Regions from separate parts of the Homo sapiens genome. Here region 1 is linked to region 2. The links are chromatin loops, found by intact Hi-C in ENCODE. Cell type or tissue: heart left ventricle. All regions are shown on one strand.

Region 1 (5,000 bases), 340 kb before region 2:
TGGTGCCTCCCCGCGGCCAGTGAGGTGGCTCCCTCCTGCCCCCCTCCCCAGGCCCCTCTCGATCACCCCACCCAGACGCCGGCAAGTTGGGGGACCCTGCGTGTCCCGAGATCAAGATCCAGCTGGAAGCATCTGAGCAGCACATGCCCCAGCTGGTACGTGCAGCCTCCTGGGGCTGGTGCTGAGGGAGCCCCACCCGGGAGGGGATGAGCTGGCGGGGAGGCTGGGAGCTGAGGCTCGACCAAGAGGTCCCCCTAGGCCCCGCTAGGCCAGGAGGGGTGGGGCTTGCCCGGCCTGGACACAGCCAGTGACTTTGTGCACCTGTGTCTCCCGCCCCGTTGCTTCTCCCGTCTTGCCACCTGCCTCACCACCACTGTCTGTCTGCAGGGCTGTTAGCCGGGCCACCCCCTCTGAAGGTGAAACTGAGCAGGTTAGACCCAGCCCCTCAGCTTGTGTTTGGTGGGAGAGGGTGGGGGTGTGTAGAGGGCTGAGCTGATTCCTCCCTGTTCTTCTGTCACCTCTCTGGGGTGGGAGCTATGTATCTGGGTTTGAGCCCCCTGGTCCTCAGTTGCTGGGTGACTTGGGCAGGCCACGGCCCTTCCCCGTGACCTCTGCCCTTGCATTGTTGGAGGATTTGATGGGAGTGTGAAAGGGACTTGGCAGTTGCCAGGTGGGGAGAAGTTTCAGGGGTTCCCAATGGGATGGAAAGACCTGGAGCCTGGAATTCCAAGGGTGGGCCCCTCCCAGGGTGGGGTTCTCTGAGGCAGGGACTTGGCAGAGTTGGGGCACACTGGTGCCAGCCACCCACCATGCCATGTTTCATGGTGTCTCCATCCCCCTTTGCCCTGCAGATGAGGCCACAGAAGCACAAGGGGAAGGTGCCGTGTCAAGCCCAGGCAGACGAGACCTCTGCCCTGAAGACCAACACCAGCCCGTGGGCTGCCCCCTGCCTCCCCACCCTCCCCATGGCCCACCCATCTGGGCTGTCTCTGCAGGGCAGAGCCGTCCAGACCTGGGATCAGGGAAGCTGCTGGCATCGTCCCCACCCCCAGCCTGGGGGTCTGGGCTGGGGCAGGGATTGCTCAGTGGAAGCAGGACTGGGGGTCTGGCTTGCCCCCTCCCTGGGCCTCCATCACCCCTGAGCATCCCTCTGGACTCAGAGGGAACAAGGTGGGAGAGAGAGTTTGAGACAGCTCCGTGTGGAGAGCTTAGCCCCTGGAGGCAGCACAAGGAGGATGTGATATGTGGGGGAGTGAGCACTGGGTTGGGAGCCGGGTCCTGGTTTCCAATTTGGGTTCTGCTGTGTGACTCTGGGCAAGTCACTCTCCCTCTCTGGGCATGTCTGCTACAAATGGACAAGATTATTTCAGAGGTCACTGAAGACTGTGATTACATGCACCTGCCTTAGAAGGTAGGATTTTCTTCCCAGGGACCTCCTATCACCCTACCCTGCTTCTTGAGGTCCCTGGAGCCCCAGGTGGGCTGAGGGGCAGGGAGCCGGCTGTGCCCAGTATGCCTCCTGGACCCTCCAGTTCTGCCACAGGTCTGCCGATGCCCTGTCCACTGCCTACACATGACAGACAAGTAACCCCCTCATGGGGGATGGGGACCTACCTGGCTCCTCAGCCAGCACCCAGCTTAACCCCTGCCATCCCATGCTGGGCCCTCCAGGCCAAGAGTCTCAGCTGGCCGAGAGTCCAGGCCTTGCCTCCCCCGACCGCCATGGAGGGGGCAGCCCGGCACAGCTGCTGGGAGCCCTTGTGTGTCTGGTCACACTTTTTAGGCGTCACGCCAAAGGCCAGCCTCCTGGCCCCAATACCCATTTTGGAAGCCCCTGTGGCCGTGTGGATGTCGGTAACAGTTGTATAAAATAAATTCTATTTATCGCTATTGTACCCAGAGTTGGGCCTGGCTTTGTGTGAACCGTGGCCAGATTGACCCCAGACAGATGTCCAGGGATGTCAAGGTGGCAGGGAGCAAGCCTGTCCCCATCAGAGCTGCTGGGCCTGGGGACACCTCCAAAGCCAAGCCACCAGCTCTGTGAGCACCGCCCGTGGTTTCCTCCCCGGGGTGCTGTCCTTCCCTGCATCCTGGGCCCCTTCCCCACTGCAGGAAGAACATGGCTGTGCTGTCAGGCAGACCTAGGTTTGAGTCCTGGGACCGTCTCTTGTTAGCTGGGTGGGTGGCGTTGAGAAACTTACTAGCTTCCGTGAGCCTCAGTGTTTCCTTTTGTAAAATAGGAGTGGTAGTGTTTCTCCCAAGGGTTTGTTGTGAGGATTCAATGAGCTGGTGCGTATCAAACATACAGCACAGTGTCTGGCACACATTAGGTGCTCAATTAATTACTTCCTTCTCCCTGTTCTCATATTCAGTGAATCCCCTGATATGGCCACAAGGCGGCGCCAAGGGACCACTTACGGGACCCGATGGGGACCCAGGAGACGGGGATGAGTCCAAGTCCCTCTACCAGGATCTCACAGCTGGGACAGTAGGACGAAGGGTGATGAGGGGCAGCCGGGGACAGGAGAGGTGTGCACAAGCAGGGCCTGGGGAGAGAGGCGTCAGGGAAAGTTCCTGGAGTTGCTCCCCGTTCCTGAGAAGGCCTAGGGAGGAGGGACGCTGCAGGAGGGGGCCTCGAGTAAAGGGCGGGGAGGCAGAGCACCCCTGGAACCAGGAAGGTGGCAGCCAGCTCTGAATGGTGGGAAGGTGACAATGGAGGGGACAGGGAGATGGGCAGGGATGAGGCCAGAGGCAATGTGGCCTTGAACTCCCGACGGAGAGGCCAGGGCTCTGCGCCAAGGGCAGGGGGAGCCCCAGGCAGGAGCGGTAGTTGCTGGTGGAGGCTGCACCAGTGGAGGGAGGAGGGGACCAACGAGGTTGTTGCTGGGGTAAGAGGGTGGCCAGGAGGACGCTGAGAAGGACACCAGGTGGGCCTGAGCAGGGGGACCAAGCGCCTGATGGGCTGTGGGGCTAAGGGGGGAATCGGGTGGCTCCCGGGGGTACAGGCTGGGTGTTGGGTGAATGAGGGGACTCTCCCTCTGGGGCAGGACCACGGAGGAGAGCAGGTCTGCGGGGTGGCTTTGGGGACATTTGGGAGTAGGCACCAAATTGGGCCCCGAAGGGATGAGCCGTGCCTTGGCCTCCCTGACAGCTTGGCAGTGCCCCCTATCCCCTGCTGGCCCTGCCCCCTTCCCAGGATGATGCTGAAGGAACCCCAGGGGTTTGTCCAGGGAGTGCCACACTTTTCCCGACAGGGCCCTTCTGTGACCCTCTGATGCCTCAGGCCACCCATGGGTGGTGACTCACACCCAAACCCCAGCCCCACCCAACTCGGTTTGGCTCTAGGCTGCTCTGGGCCCAGTGAGTCCCCTGTGAACTGCCCACCCATCAGCCGCACCCCTGCTCCCTATCCCTCCGCCGCAGTCCTCTGCCCTCTCTCCTCCTGCCCCACCTCCACAGGGCCGGCATCACAGTTCAGCACCACGGTTAAGAGCTTCTTCAGAATCAGCTCTGAGCTGCTTCGCCTCCTCGCGCTATGACCATGCAGACACGATTTTGGCTCCCTGGGCCTCAGTTTCCTCATCTGTGCAGTGGGGGTGCTAACAGCCCTGCCCTCGCTGGCACCCTGGCATGAGGATTAAATGAGGTGACACCTCATAAAGTTCTGGGTGCAGCCCCAGCACGTGGTGGGCTCAAAGAAGAGAGTGTGCATACCGCAGGAAGGGATCAATGACGTCCGTAATTCAGAACACGTGGGGTCCGCTCAGTGCGTGGAGGACGCCCACCTGCCACTGGGCCCAGCACAGGTGCCTAGATGTGAGGCTTTGGGAATGGACGGCGTCAGGTGCTTCCCTGGGCCTCAGCTTGCCAGGTTTACCTGGGGTGACGATGCTGCCATAACAGAGCTGGGGGAGGTCTCCGGCTTGTCTCCCTGTACTTAGCAATGCACCCCCACTCCACTCTATCCCACAGCTGAGACAGAGCAGCAGGGGCTGCTGTGGCAGAGCAGGTGGGCAGCTTGGTGGGCAGAACCTGCCTTTGCCCCATCCCTGTCCAGCTGGTGCCAGGCCGTCTGCGGGAAGGAAGGCCTTGGGGCTGGGTTTCACCCTACCGCATCCCTCCAAGCTCCGAGGTGGGGTCAGGGGAGGCTGGCAACGGATCGGGCCTCTGGGATCAAAGTGTCCGGTGCTATTTCTCTTGTGCCCGCGCCAGCTCTGTGCTCACCCTGGGCTGTGAGGTGGGAGGGCGAGCCGGGACACTCTGACTCGAGGCTGGAATTAGAACTTGGGCGGGGGGTACCAGGCTCCGGGAAGCGCTGGACTCTGCTTAGAAATTACTCTGGTAGTGGAAACAGCAGCCGGGGGGTTCCTCCAGACACAGGAGGGAAGAGGCCTCCCGTGGAGGGACCTGGGTGCCTGGAAGACGTGCCCTCCCCCATCTCCCCTACCTCACAGCAGGGGCCTCCTGTCTCCAGGAGTCTGTTTCCTTACCTGGAGAATGAGGACAAGGCCCCTACCTATTGCTCTGAAGAGGCTGTCTTGGCCTCTAAGGTACCTGGGATGGCTGCTGGCACAGAACCCGTGCCCAATACAAGGGGGTCCTCCCCTACCCACCCCCAGCTGGGGTGTTCTTGGACCTCCATGGCCAACCCTGGGGCAACTTTGCCAAGGAGATGACCGCAGGCCCGGGCCGGCCGTGCCAGGGGACTGGGAGCTGGACGTTCTCTGCTGCTCAGGCCACAGGGGGTGCTCAGCCAGGGACCCTGGAATGTGGAGGTCCCTCCCTTCTTCCCTGCTCCCGCCTTGCCAAGGGGATGGAGCCTCCTGAAATAACCAGATCTGGTTAGCGAGGCTAATTTTAAAAGCCACTCTGGCTGCCCCATAGGCCGTTCTGGGAAGCCATGAATGTCCCTGTGTTTGCCCCTGGGAGGCAGGGCGAGGGGAGAGCCCTGGGGCTGAGGCCGGCCTCTGAATGGACTCCCACCCCTGCCTCCCAGGGCC
Region 2 (5,000 bases):
CAGTGACCTGATGGGTGAAACAGGCAGACCCTGGCAGGGGAGGGACACCCCTAGGCTGGCTGTGTCACTCAGGCATCATGGACACAAGGGGCAAGAGACAGGTATCATTTGTCCTGGTTCTAGAGAGAGGCAGAGGCAGCAATAACAGCTACCACAATTCGCCTGGCCCTTTATACATCACCTGTGACCCTCCCATTAACCCTGCAGATACTGAACTTCATTTGCCTCATCTGTCAAACAGGAATTAGTTTTGTCTTGCCTTTTACAGAAGAGGGTATCAGGCTCAGAGATGCTAAGTGATCTGCTCAAGGTCACATAGCCAGTAAATGACGAGCCTGAGATTCACATCCGGATCCACGTGCTCCGAAGCCCATGGCTCTCCCTCCCCCTGGCCTGCCTCTTGTGATGCCTCTTGGGGCGACCTCACCTGGAACTCATTCATCTGTCCTTTCATCCTTCCGCCGGCATGTACTTGACCAAGCGCCCACAGAGTGCCTGATGCTGGGGAGATGGTAGCAGACAAGACCACCATAGCCTTCGTCCCACAGGGCCTGTGGTTTGGTCGGCGAGGCGGATATTATTTAACTAAGAGAAAGTGAAGCTGAGAAAGTCTACCGTGGAGACCTAATTCAGATCTTGGAACACGGGTGGGGGGTGGTCAGAAAAGATGCATTCTAAGAATGGAAAGACAGCCCCAGGACAAGCCCTGGAAGACAGGGACCAGCCCAGGTGGGGACCTGTGAGACGAGCCAAGACTTTGGGCTTTCTCCTGGAGGCTGTAGGGAAGCAGCAGAGAGACACGGCCCCGAGATCATTCTCAATGCTGTGTCTCCCACGGGTGTCTTCTTCTTTTTTTTTTGAGACAAAGTCTCTCTCTGCCGCCCAGGCTAGAGTGCCATGGCGCACAATCTGGGCTCACTGCAACCTCCTCCTCCTGGGTTCAAGTGATTCTCCTGCCTCAGCCTCCTGAGTAGCTGGGATTATAGGCACCTCCCACTATGCTCAGCTAATTTTTGTATTTTTAGTAGAGACGGGGTTTCGCCATGTTGGCCAGGTTGGTCTCAAACTCCTGACCTTAGGTGATCCACCCACCTCAGCCTCCCAAAGTGCCAGGATTACAGGCGTGAGCCACCACACCTGGCCCCACGGGTGTCTTGGGGGCACTGTGCAGCCCCCTGGCTCCCTGTGCCGGACTTGGCTGGCCAAGCCCCCCACCAACTCTCGTCCAGTGGATAGTGGGGGGGCAGCCACTGACAGTTTGGGGTATGGGCCCTGCAGGTGCTGACCGGATATCTGAACTACATGGTCCAGCTGGGGAAGCTGCTGGGCGGCGGGGACGAGGAGGCCATCCGGCCCCAGATGCAGCAGATCTTGGACTTTGAGACGGCACTGGCCAACATCACCATCCCACAGGAGAAGCGCCGTGATGAGGAGCTCATCTACCACAAAGTGACGGCAGCCGAGCTGCAGGTAACTTGAGCGCCGGCTGCTAGGGAGGCTGGGATGGCCTCCAGGTTTCAGACAGGGCCCTGGACTGGGGGCTTTTATACTCATTTCATCTAGTCCTTGAAACTATGTGACAAAGGAAGGATGGTTGTTATGCCCAGTCCACAGATGGAAAAACTGATGCTCAGAAAGGTCAAGTTACCTGCTGAAGGGCACACAGCTAGTAAGTGACTCCAAAATAGGCGCCTGGCCGACACCAGGCTGCTTCTCTGTAATTAATAGTGTTTACTTGGAGGCTCGGGGTCATGACCACACCAGCTTACATTGACAGCGCCTTTCCAGTCTCTCCAGCACCAAGCACATCGAACTTGGTTACAGTGAGCACTTAATAAATGCATGGTGTGGATTCTGTCATTACTTTTCCCTTTTCTGAGCCAGATCAAGGTCCGGAGGCTCCTAAGTGGCAGAGGAGCCAGCCGCAGATGGGCTCACTGTACAACAGGGCGTTAGATCTGTGATGCTCTCTGTCACCCATTGGAGAAGCCCAACGTCCAAGGGCTCAGCCTCTGCCAAAGGCTGCCCTCTGGTGGCTGCTTGGTTCTTGAGGGTCCAGAGAGAATAGCTTGCTGGTTCCTTCTTTCCAGAGCATCAGCTGGCATTGCAGAGGGATCAGCAGAATGGCCACCACCGATCTTGCCGTTTCTTGACATCACCCAGGAATGCGTGGCCAGGCCTTGCTTCTCTGCTGAGGAGGGGCTCCCGCAGAGTGTCATCTCCCTCCTTCCTTACCTTGTGACCAGCCGAATTTGACCTGTTGTCCGTTCCTTCTACTTTCAGGAAGAACACTAGGTCCCTGCCCTTTACCCTCCTCCAGCTGACAGGTGTATATGGGTCCGTCTTGGGACCTTGCGCTTCATGTGCTTCCTGGCTAGTGGGGGACACCAGCTAGAAACAACCCTGTCTCATTGCTGAGTGCTTTGGGCAAAAGCAGCGGGCCCTGGGAGCCAGGGGTGGGGAGAAGTCAGGGAAGGTGAGTCTAACGATAGATGAGCATTTCCAGGCCAACTGGGTGTCCCAGGCGGAGATGCAGGCCGTGCTAGGGCCCACGATCAGGGTCAGGGGAGCCTGGCCTCCTGCTGGTGCTGGCTGCCCTTCAGCTCCCAGAGAAACTGGCCTGAGGCTCAGTGGTGCTGCTCAGACCAGGATGGAGATCAACAGCTGCTGTTAGATACCATCTGGCACTCTTTTCCTGCTCTGAGGCCAGGAGGCTGAGGGTGATGTTGTTTGTGCATTATAATTTGGTTTGTTCCAGCCGATTTCTCAGCCTGAGGGGCCCCCGCAGTGCCTCAGCCCCCTACCGTGGCCATGATGCCAACTGTCTGTGCCAGGAATAGCGGAGAAGGCACAGGAGCCCTGAGCACATCAGCCCAGCATGGCCACCAGGTTCCCCCCAGGCATCCTATCACCACTGCTTCTGCTCTCTTCTTCCAAGCAGAGGAAGAAAGGCTTTTCCTGCCTCCCAGCTGCACAGCTGCCAAGGTGGGGGGAGTTTAGCAGACTCAGCAGCTTGTAGTACACAAGCCCTGGGCTTAGATTCAGAGGACTGTAAGCCCCTTGGAGCTCTAAGTGCTGGGATTATAAGCATGAGCCACCACGCCTGGCCAAACAGCCTCTGTGTTCTAAGTACCCAAAGTTCAATTAAGATCTTTAGGAAATATATGGATTCTCTCGAGTTTTTACAGATATTTCTGATTAAATTCTAATGTGAATTTGGCTGCCTTCCTTGTAAAATGGGCTTGGCTCGTTCACTCACCCCAGCTGTGTGCCAGAACACAAATGAGACATAGCCCTTGCCCTCACAAGGGACTGTGGTTCCTCTTTTTTTTTTTTTTTTTTTTTTTTGAGACAAAGTCTTGCTCTGTCGCCCAGGATGGAGTGCAGTGGCATGATCTCAGCTTACTGCAACCTCTGCCTCCCAGGTTCAAGCGATTCTCCTGCCTCAGCCTCCTGAGTAGCTGGAATTACAGGCAGGCACCACCACGCCCGGCTAATTTTTGTATTTTTAGTAGAGTCGGGGTTTCACCATGTTGGTCAGGCTGGTCTCGAACTCCTGACCTCATAATCCACCCGCCTCGGCGTCCCAAAGTGCTGGGATTACAGGCATGAGCCACCGCACCTGGCCTGTGGTTCTTTTTTTTTTTTTAATTTGAGACAGAGTCTCGCGCTCTCGCCCAGGCTGGAGTGCAGTGGCGCCATCTCGGCTCTCTGCAAGCTCCACCTCCTGGGTTCACGCCATTCTCCCACCTCAGCCTCCCGAGTAGCTGGGACTACAGGCACCCGCCACCACGCCCGGCTAATTTTTTTGTATTTTTAGTAGAGACCGGGTTTCACCGTGTTAGCCAGGATGGTCTCGATCTCCTGTCTTCGTGAGTTGCCCGCCTCGGCCTCCCAGAGTGTTGGGATTACAGGCGTGAGCCACCGCGCCCGGCCTGTGGTTCTTAACTTTAAGTCACAGAGTCCTTTGAGAACAGATCAAAAACCATGGACTATCTCCCAGAATAAATGGGTATATATGCATATTTTTAAAATTATGTCTGACATTTAAAGACGTCCTGGCCGGGCATGGTGGCTCAGGCCTGTAATTCCAGCACTTTGGGAGGCCGAGGCAGGTGGATCACCTGAGGTCAGGAGTTCAAGACCAGCCTGACCAATATGGTAAAACCCCGTCTCTACTAAAAATACAAAAATTAGCCGGGTGTGGTGGTGTGCGCCGGTTGTCCCAGCTACTCGGTAGGCTGAGGCAGGAGAATCACTTGAACCCAGGAGGCGGAGGTTGCATTGAGCCAAGATCACACCACTGCACTCCAGCTTGGGTGACAGAGCGAGACTCCGTCTCAAAAAAATAAAATAAAATAAAATAAAATAAAATAAAATAATAAAGAAGTCCTGGCCCCCTGAAGCCTGTGTTCTAAGTAAGAATCTCTTCCTGGCCTGCCACACAGGGTTGTTGGAGAATAAGTTGAGGTAAAGGATGAGAGTTCATTCAGTAAACTCATTTGCACAACCCAGTACAAGCATAACATATTATATTCATCATTATTGTTACTATTCCTTTGTTATTAGCGATGTCACCCAGGAACCCAGCACTAAATCAATTTGATTCATTCTACTCTGGGACAGAGAATGTCTTGTTCCCTGGTGTCTGGAAATGGGGTTTTCTTCCCATACTCCAGGTAACTTAGGGAAAAGCACGCCAGGTTTCACAGTGTGGTTCTAGGCTAGCCCTGCTGGGGTACAGAATGCTTCCAGGCTAGTCCCCAGCAGAGTCTGAACTCAGAGCTGTGAATCAGACACTCTTCCATTACTTCTGGGGGCCTGAGGACCTTCCCCTTCCTTTCTAGGACCCTCACGCCAAAGGCTGTTTGGGCCTGAGCCCCATTTTCTACCCCATTTCTCCAGCTGAGATGAAGCTCAGAAGCATTCTTCTCTTCTCTCCCAGTTTCAAACCTATTTGAATTGGTTGGTTTGTGACCCACAGTACTCCTTGGCTGCAG

What was found. Peaks named below come from ENCODE experiments on the same cell type or tissue, not always from the same donor. Only the 100,000 strongest peaks of a DNase experiment are listed, where the experiment ranks them.
Region 1: a loop joins it to region 2, with 2.5 times the contacts of the local background. A loop is called at or near these places in 5 of 110 quality-filtered maps.

The regions. Positions count from the first base shown.
Region 1 is chr1:21,593,116-21,598,115 of GRCh38, reverse strand. RAP1GAP (RAP1 GTPase activating protein) reads left to right here. Exons shown (of 25, transcript NM_002885.4): 23 at 52-155; 24 at 388-430; 25 at 852-1,895. The coding sequence ends at 396. Among named protein-coding and RNA genes, the nearest start is that of LINC02596, 9.2 kb to the right of the region's middle. In heart left ventricle, a CTCF peak has its summit at 2,387 (motif pointing right); a DNase peak (open chromatin) is centred at 2,415.
Region 2 is chr1:21,252,417-21,257,416 of GRCh38, reverse strand. ECE1 (endothelin converting enzyme 1) reads left to right here. Exons shown (of 19, transcript NM_001397.3): 8 at 1,279-1,470. Among named protein-coding and RNA genes, the nearest start is that of ECE1, 36 kb to the left of the region's middle. In heart left ventricle, CTCF peaks have their summits at 1,825 and 2,027 (motif pointing left); DNase peaks (open chromatin) are centred at 2,026 and 2,958; H3K27ac peaks cover 1,790 bases.